3 separate regions of the Homo sapiens genome follow, and all the other regions are linked to region 2. Evidence: chromatin contacts called from ENCODE Hi-C data. All regions are on one chromosome and are shown on one strand. The core of a region is the stretch at or near the end of the contact, and the rest is flanking DNA. Distances in the headings are between cores, read along the strand shown.

Evidence for each region. A loop is a pair of places that touch in the nucleus more often than their neighbours do. Pooled maps may share reads with other maps.
Region 1: a map of prostate gland shows a loop between it and region 2 (3-fold over the local background). The contact joins the enhancer-like site here to the promoter of RNF150 in region 2. A Hi-C loop is called at or near these places in 2 of 168 maps with a recorded cell type or tissue (cardiac septum and prostate gland) and 3 of 50 pooled maps.
Region 3: a map of breast epithelium shows a loop between it and region 2 (7-fold over the local background). The contact joins the enhancer-like site here to the promoter of RNF150 in region 2. A Hi-C loop is called at or near these places in 2 of 168 maps with a recorded cell type or tissue (breast epithelium and cardiac septum), 2 of 37 single-sample maps with no recorded cell type and 7 of 50 pooled maps.

What each region holds. Positions count from the first base shown.
Region 1 is chr4:140,652,500-140,655,199 of GRCh38, reverse strand. The region is part of intron 13 of TBC1D9 (TBC1 domain family member 9); the gene reads left to right. Among named protein-coding and RNA genes, the nearest start is that of TBC1D9-AS1, 58 kb to the left of the region's middle. Within about 2 kb of position 1,280, at least 4 of the 41 ENCODE cell types and tissues checked have a DNase peak (open chromatin) inside an H3K27ac peak, as active enhancers do.
Region 2 is chr4:141,132,127-141,134,826 of GRCh38, reverse strand. RNF150 (ring finger protein 150) reads left to right here and starts at 1,358. Exons shown (of 7, transcript NM_020724.2): 1 at 1,358-2,502. The coding sequence starts at 2,019. RefSeq lists a silencer at 1,420-1,539.
Region 3 is chr4:140,634,596-140,637,295 of GRCh38, reverse strand. The region is part of intron 15 of TBC1D9 (TBC1 domain family member 9); the gene reads left to right. Among named protein-coding and RNA genes, the nearest start is that of UCP1, 67 kb to the right of the region's middle. Within about 2 kb of position 1,440, at least 6 of the 41 ENCODE cell types and tissues checked have a DNase peak (open chromatin) inside an H3K27ac peak, as active enhancers do.

The DNA of each region.
Region 1 (2,700 bases), core at 31-2,530, 480 kb after region 2:
GAAATAGGAAGAAAAAAATAAACTGTATCCTATAAGCGTTTTACATTTCCCTTAAGTATGTTTTTATACTTACAACATACACTTTAAAAAAAAGTCCTTCTAAATACTTGCTCTGTCATTTTCTATGTATACCATGAGCATTCCCTAATATATTAAATATTATATGAAGGCATGATTTTACTAAATTGTATTCTGCTTTAATGAGGTAACAAAATTTATTTACCTAGTTCCCTTTTGTTAGACATTTACTTCGATTTCTTCCAAATTTTCAGTATTATATAGCATTCTAAGATAAACTTGTACCCAAATATCACATCTCTGATTATTGTCTTAGAATCCTAGAAATGAATTTACATTAAAAGTTTGGATTAAAAAAATTAGATTAAAAAAAAAAGAATGATCAAGCTATTGGCACACACTGTCTAATTTCCATGAAGGATGTCTCAATTTATGTTTCCACTATTGGAGATAAAGAATGAATGTTTCACCTTACTGTCTCCAAAACTATTTCCATATGCATTTAAAAAAGTCATCGCCCCAGGACTTTGGAATAGTACTGTATGATGTAAGCAAGAGCTTTTCTATCTGTGGGTTGCTTTTCTAAAGGAATCCTCAGACCTTTATTGTTAAAAGAATTCTGGACCAAGGTTTTGTGGGATATAATGGGGTTTCTCTTCAAATAATCTGATCAATCTTTTATTCTTTAATTCGTAGTACCCCCCCCCACCCCTTTCTTCTTTTTCTCCTTTTTTCTTTTTTCTTTTGTTAGATGCCTAGGCATGCCTCAGTACCAAGCATTATCAGTACCAGCTCACATTCCTTTCCTTATTTGGAAAGAGGACTAACTTTCTAGCTCATTACAGACACCCCCTTCCCCTTTCTCTCTACTTTCTTTTACTTACCCACCCTATCTAAAAAAATCAAATGTTTAGCCAACCGGGATTAGATTGTACAACCCGACCCCAGACAATGGGGAAAGGGTACAGGGGCAGGACTTGGTGTCAGGAATAAAGGCTCTCATGCCCTTTGTTCAGGTGTGCTCTCATGGCAACTGGCCAAGGAGGCACCCCTCTGTGCAGAAGTAAAATTGCTTTGCTAAGAATCTTTTGTTCAAGTGTTCAATTTCCTTAGGGTTTTGAGCGTTATTCCTAACAGTATTAAAGCTTAGTATGTGGCAACTCAGCTTTTTTCTCAACAGCAGATAAGCTAGCTTCATGCTGAAGTCAGCATTTTGCCCATTTTTAAAGCGAAAGCAAAGAAATTGAGACAAGGCCAACAGCTGATTTCCATTTACGTCTTCTTGGGCTGATCCCTAATGGTGGCCCTCAGGCTGCCAGACATCCTATCACAGGACAAAGCCGCAGTTCCCTTCCTCTGCCTGGAAAGACAATCCTTTTAATTTATATCAGTGCCTATATTACCAGGTCTTTCAGTGCGTGATAACTAGGTTTTTGTTTTCTCTTCTCTGCTTAAGTGTCACTACTCTGCTTATGTTTCCAGTGGCTCTCTAATGCCTTGTAGATCAACTTAAAGAGAACACCACGAACTCTTGCTGATTGTTTTTTTCCCTCCTAACCATTAAATTGGTGGTTTTCAATCCTGTCTGTGCATTACATCACTTAATTTTTTTTTTAAGCTAAGCTTTTAAAAACATAAACTCCTAGGCTCCATCCCAGACCAATTAAATCTGAATGTAGGCATGAAGCCCAAGAGTACATATATTTTAAGAAGTTTCCCTGGCGATTCCAAATGTCCGGTGAGGGTTGAGATTCACTGCGCTGGATGCAGAATGGGGCTAATCACTGATGTGGGTAAGAATCTGGTTTGGGCTCAGGCATGACACCTGAGTGTTCTAAGATACACAATGCATTTCTTTCTGTTCTTCAGGATAATTAGCCGTGACAATTGAAACATAGGAAAGAAATACTGAAAGCACATTCATCTTTTGAAATTTAGTTAAGGGCTCCCTAGGTTGCTAGAAATTAGTCTGATATTGATAACTTCGCTTCATAAATACCTCCTGGGGAAAATCTCACTCATTATAAGTTCCCCTAAGCCTCTGTTGAAAGGAATTGTGTAAGTGGTGTGAGACTCCAGTTTTCTTCTGTGTAGACCCTTGTGTGAAGCCCTGCACTTTGAGCAGAGTAATATAGAAGTAGAAGACAAAGTCCCAATCTTAAAGTTTGATTCATAGACTGAGATGCCCCTCCTGGAAGGCACAAGAGGATGTTAATAGGCCTTAAAGTGGGTACACAGCTATCACAGAGCTGCTTCATGTTCGAGATGACCCAGCCCAGTGTGTTTAGTCTGAAAAGTGTTAAGCAGGGAAAGGATGTGGCTAATAAAACAGAAGGCACAATCTGTGAAGATGGATAGGCATTTATGAAAGCTTAGAGTAATGTGTCTCTGGCTTATTAATGATTACTATAATAGCTATTACTCATCGAGAGCCTGCCATGTGTGGGGCAAGGTGCTGGGTGCCTTGTAGACAGCTCTGCCATGTAAATGTTAATGCATTTTAAGGTGAAAATGTAAGTTAAGAGAGGTTGAGCTAGTTGTTCCAAGCTGCACAGCTAGAAAGTGGCAGCCAGTATCCAAGGAAGAGCTCCCTTGCATTAAAGCCAGGACCAAGGGACTTTATTTGGATTAGAAGAGAGATGGAATTATGGATGTACCGATGGTCATGAGGTCAACTGGTCC
Region 2 (2,700 bases), core at 109-2,608:
TCCCTCAGATCTCTGGTGGTTCAGGAACCAGCAGCCAGGTGTCTCCACTTTTGCCTCCTTGGCAGTAAGCGCTATAAAAAGCACTGTCCCAATTGCCTAGAAGCCTATTTTCTAAAATGAATAAGCTAGGAACACATACAAATTCAGCACATCAAATGCCATAGAGACAAATTCTTCTAAGTAGTTCTTCTTGTGCCTGCTTCTAATTTGGGTACAGCTGAGGCTCTTTGCCCTCCCTTAACAGCCATCAGCTGTTTGTACTGCTGCCGGAAAAAGAGAAGTTGTACTGGTGGACGTTCATTAACGAAGAGCTGTAAACATGCTAAAGTCCTGGGGAAAAGGCAGCCTTTCATTTTTTAAATTTAAATCATGAATGGGTCCTGGGTTCTCTGAAAGAGCATCAGGTGGGAAACACAATGTAAATGATAGAGAACCATCAAACAAATATTTTTAGAGACTATATGGCAGGCATCTCAAGCCAAGGGAAAGGATATCCACCACCAAAACGTCTAATTGGTAAGGCACTCTGCTGTACTACAGTTTTAAGAACACTACACTAGGGGGACTGTACTGTCTGCTGACTACTGTAATCTCTATGCACAGTTGGAGAGCGCACTATAAACAATAACCCAAACAAACCTCCCTTGCCTGTTGGTGCTGCGAGTCCCCTGTTCCCAGCCATGACAATCAGAATAAACACAGTCCAGAAATGTCTCACCCGGTTTCTCTTCTTACAGAGTGACAAAACACCTATTCTATAAGAAAACGAATGTTAGATGTTTGCTTCCAGGTGGGCAGTAGGAAGCCCATTGTTATACCCATCTTAACAGAATGGTTGTTAGACCAGCAGCATCAGCACCACCTGGGAACTTGTTAGAAATGCATATTTTTGGGGCCCTACCACAGATCTACTGAACCAGAAACTTTGTGGCAGGACCCATCGGTCTGAGTTTTAAAACTAAAGATTTGATAGCCACTGCCCTAGGTATTCCAGAGGTAGCTTTGGAAGGACCTCAATACCAAACCACCTTACACTTTGGCCTTAGGACAGGTAATCAGGGAGCTCACGGCAGTACTTCCAGCAAACGGGAGGGTCGTTTACGAGAGGCACATACATTTGCTAAATGTAACGCTCAGGAAGTTATTCCCGTACTCAAAGGTCGAGGGGTCGCTTCCTCTTTACCTCCACCTAGATTAAGTCGCCGATTGAGGTTGAATTTGAGACCCGACAGGGGTCGCTGCTGCCCATAAAGAGAGACCAAGGGAACATGGCAAGAGAATCCCAGGGGCTTTGACATCACACTAAGCTCCTCCTTGCACGCACACATTATACACACACACACACACACACACAAACATACAGACACACACACACGGACCGCTTACTCCGCTCTGCCTGCTCGCTCCCACTGTCCCCAAGCCCGCCCCGCCCGCGGCAAGTGCGTGCCCAGGCGCAGCCACCGGCGAGATCAGGAGCGCAGCGCCCGCAGCCTGAGGGAACCGGCGCAGGGCAGCAGCGGCTGCAGCTGGATTCGCGCGCCCCAGCGCTCAGTGGCGGCGGCCGGGACACCCTGGGCAGCACCCCGCACCGCAGCACCCCAGACTACGAGCAATCGTGCCCGTCCCCGCCGGGGCTGGAGGGCGCAGGGCCGCCACCCTGCAAGTTCGTGGGCCCCCGGCCACCCTTATGAGAGAAGGCGAAGCCGGGCGAAGGAGCAGGACGCTCGGCAGCAGGACTCCTCCGCAAGCCCCGCGGGCCCTCTGTTCCCGCGCCCCCCGGGCGCCCAAGAAGCAAAATGCAACCACCGCGCTACAGCTGAGAGGGGAAGGGGCCAGCGCCATCCGCTCGCCCGGAATCCGGTCCCCGCGGCGGCTGCGCGTCCCGGCCGCGGCCCCTCCGGCCCGGGAGTGAGCAGCAGCAGGAGGAGAGGCAGCGGCCCGGGGTTGGCCGGGGCTGGGGAGGAGGGACGGGACGGAGGGAGGGCGCGGGGGCGGGGAGGGGGCCCCGGCGGATAAAGATGGCAATGTCTCTCATCCAAGCGTGCTGCAGTCTGGCTCTCTCAACATGGCTGCTTTCCTTTTGTTTCGTGCATCTGCTCTGCCTGGACTTTACCGTGGCCGAGAAGGAGGAATGGTACACCGCCTTCGTGAACATCACCTACGCCGAGCCCGCGCCGGACCCCGGGGCCGGGGCGGCGGGCGGCGGCGGCGCGGAGCTGCACACGGAGAAGACGGAGTGCGGGCGCTACGGAGAGCACTCGCCCAAGCAGGACGCCCGCGGGGAGGTGGTCATGGCCAGCTCGGCCCACGACCGCCTGGCCTGCGACCCCAACACCAAGTTCGCCGCCCCGACCCGCGGCAAGAACTGGATAGCCCTCATCCCCAAGGGCAACTGCACGTACAGGGATAAGATCCGGAACGCGTTCCTGCAGAACGCCTCAGCCGTGGTCATCTTCAACGTGGGCTCCAACACCAACGAGACCATCACCATGCCCCACGCGGGTGAGTGGCCCAGCGGGCGCGGGGGAGGGGAGCCGGCGGGGACGGAGGTGCCTAGAGGGATCCAGCGCCTGCCTCCAGGCTCCTTCTGGGAAGTCCGTGCGGCGCGGAAGACGTGTCTGGGTTCCCTGGACCGATTAAGTTTTGCTCCGCGTCACTTGGGGGGTTTACAAAGAGGAGAAGATTAACTGTATTGGGTAG
Region 3 (2,700 bases), core at 191-2,690, 500 kb after region 2:
TCACTGTAGCCTCTGCCTCCCAGGTTCAAGCGATTCTCCTGCCTCAGGCTCCCGAGTAGCTGGGAGTACAGGTGCCTGCCACCATGCCTGGCTGATTTTTGTATTTTTAGTAGAGGTGGGGTTTCACCATATTGGCCATGCTGGTCTCGAACTCCTGACCTTGTGATCTGCCTGCCTTGGCCTCCCAAAGTGCTGGGATTACAGGCATGAGCCACTACGCCCAGCTGAAACCACATCTTAACCTGGGCACTGCTGCGCTCTCTGGTCTGTGTACCTTCAGATAACAGCCGTGTCATTTGAACCCTGAGAATATGCTGAGGAAAGCAGTTTTCTTATACTCAAAACCCTGCCCTAAGGGTGTGTTGAAAACACAGGTTCCTCAGCTGTATTGAGGACCCAGAAGAACCTGAGACTCGGTTGGTGTCAGGTGGGACAGAGTCTCTTCTACTAAAGAATCCAATATAAAACTTCAGTTATGGACACTTCATGGAATCATTGCAACACTTCAATTGGCTCTCATTCATCTTCTCAAACATTTATTAAGTCATCACTATGTGTTAGTTACCCTGCCAGACTTCTTAGTACTTTAAAAAGCCAATTTCTAGAGACAGGTGCAGTAGCTCACATCTGTAATCCCAGGTACTTGGGAAGCTGAGGTGGGAGGGTGGAGTGCTGGAGCCCAGGAGTTCTAGACCAGCCTGGGCAACATAGCAAGACCCATCACTAAAAAATATATATTTTTTACATTAGCCAGGCATGGTAGCATATATTTGTAGCCCAGAGGCTGACGTAGGAGGATCGTTTGAGCCCAGGAGGTCGAGACTGCAGTGAGCCAGGATCACACCACTGCACTCCAGCCTGGGCAACAGAGTGAGACCCTGTCTCTTAAATTTTTTTTTTAAGGAAGTCGATTTCTGGGTATTTTTCTGGAGATACAAAGGAATGATGTAGTCCTCCTCCCAAGGAGCTTACTGCACAGACTTTTGGATAGAACTTGAGGAGAAAAGGTTAAAGAATGCACCTTAAGGCAGATTTCATGGAAAATGTGGTTCAGGGGCCCTTTGCCCTGGTTTCTCTTGAACTCTTTCCAAATTAGCCCTTCTGTTTCAATCTCTGGGCCCATAGTCCCCAAATGATGGTCTGTGGGCTCTCAGCAAGGAACAAGGGAGATGATCTGAAGGGCATGTTTTATCCTAATGGTTGTGAGCACCATGAAAGTGCCTGCACCCATGTTCAGGCCAGGTTCAGAGCAACTTGGGGTGCTTAGGAGGAAATGCTTTGGGTAACCTTTGTCAACCGATGTAGCTCAGGTTAAGGGGTTCCCTCCCGGAATATATCCCCAACACCATGCTGCCCACAGAGGGCTGCTGGGCTCCACTCATGCTCGTTCAGAGTACAGCTCAACCCAGCAGGCCACTCTGACCTCAGCTTCTGCCTCCCTGCCACTGACACACCCGCCTCCACCCTGCAGCCAGGAATGCAGTCCCAGGAATGCAGTCCCAAAGCCCACGGAACTTTGACACAGTTTCCTTTATTCTCTCAAGGTCGCCTTGCAAAAAACCTGACTGGTTCTGCTCACCACCTCTCCTTCCTCCTCTCTTCCCTACTCCCACTCCTCTTTTTAGCTTTTTCACTACAATTCCCAATAAACAATTGTGAAAAGACATTGATCTTCTTTGCTCCTTTTCTAAGGGAGAGCAAAATAGAAATATAACATACTCACAATTGACTCTCCTCTTTTTCAGAAACCCTAGGGAAAAGAGAAGGATTTTCAAAAGTAATTTTTCTTTCTTCTTTTTTAGTTTTATTTTTTTAAGACAGGGTCTCACTCTGTCACCCAGGCTACAGTGCAGTGGCACCATCCCGGGTCACTGCAGACTTGACCTCCTGGGCTCAAACTATCCTCCCACCTCAGCCTCCCAAGTAGCTGGGACTACAGGCATGTGCCACCATGCCCAGCTACTTTTTAAACTTTTTTTTCATAGAGACAGGGTCTCAGTATGTTGCCCAGGCTGTTCTCTAATTCCTGGGCTCAGGCGATCCTCTCGCCTGGCCTCCCAAAGTGCTGGGAATATAGGAATGAGCCACTGCACCTGGCCAAAGGTGTTTTTTTTTTCTATTACCATATTTATTCGTGCTTATAGTGAAATATTCAGACAATACAATATGGAAAAAGTAAAAACGAAGTCCTCCTTTTTATGCTCCTCCTTTCTCCCCCACCTGCCACCCAGAGTTAACTATAAATGCCTGTGTGGGGTTGAGGGTGTTCTTTCAGAACTTTCTAGCGCATGCTTTTTTGTGTGGTCTTCCTAAAAGGAGTGGATATTTCTACCAGAGTCACCATGACCTCATGAATAAAGAGGCTGCCTTTTTTCCAAGGCCAGCAACAGGAAGCCCTTTGCTGGGTCTGGATCTCTATTCTGCTCGCCGGAGTGGTTCCTACGCTGATAATTTTTCTAGAGCTATTCACAGATGTGTGAAATTGGATGACCACACACTTGTAGGTTGAATACTGTGTGACTGTGATCTTATTTATGTGATTTTGGTGAGCAGGGAAGCAGGGGGTTATGTATGATACATGGGACATTAAAGCGGGAGTTAAGAAACACAAAATCTCATCATGATTCTGCTTTAACTGGTTGGTTAACCTCATATGAGCCACATAAAGTCTGGATTTTACCATTGTCACCTAGAAAACAA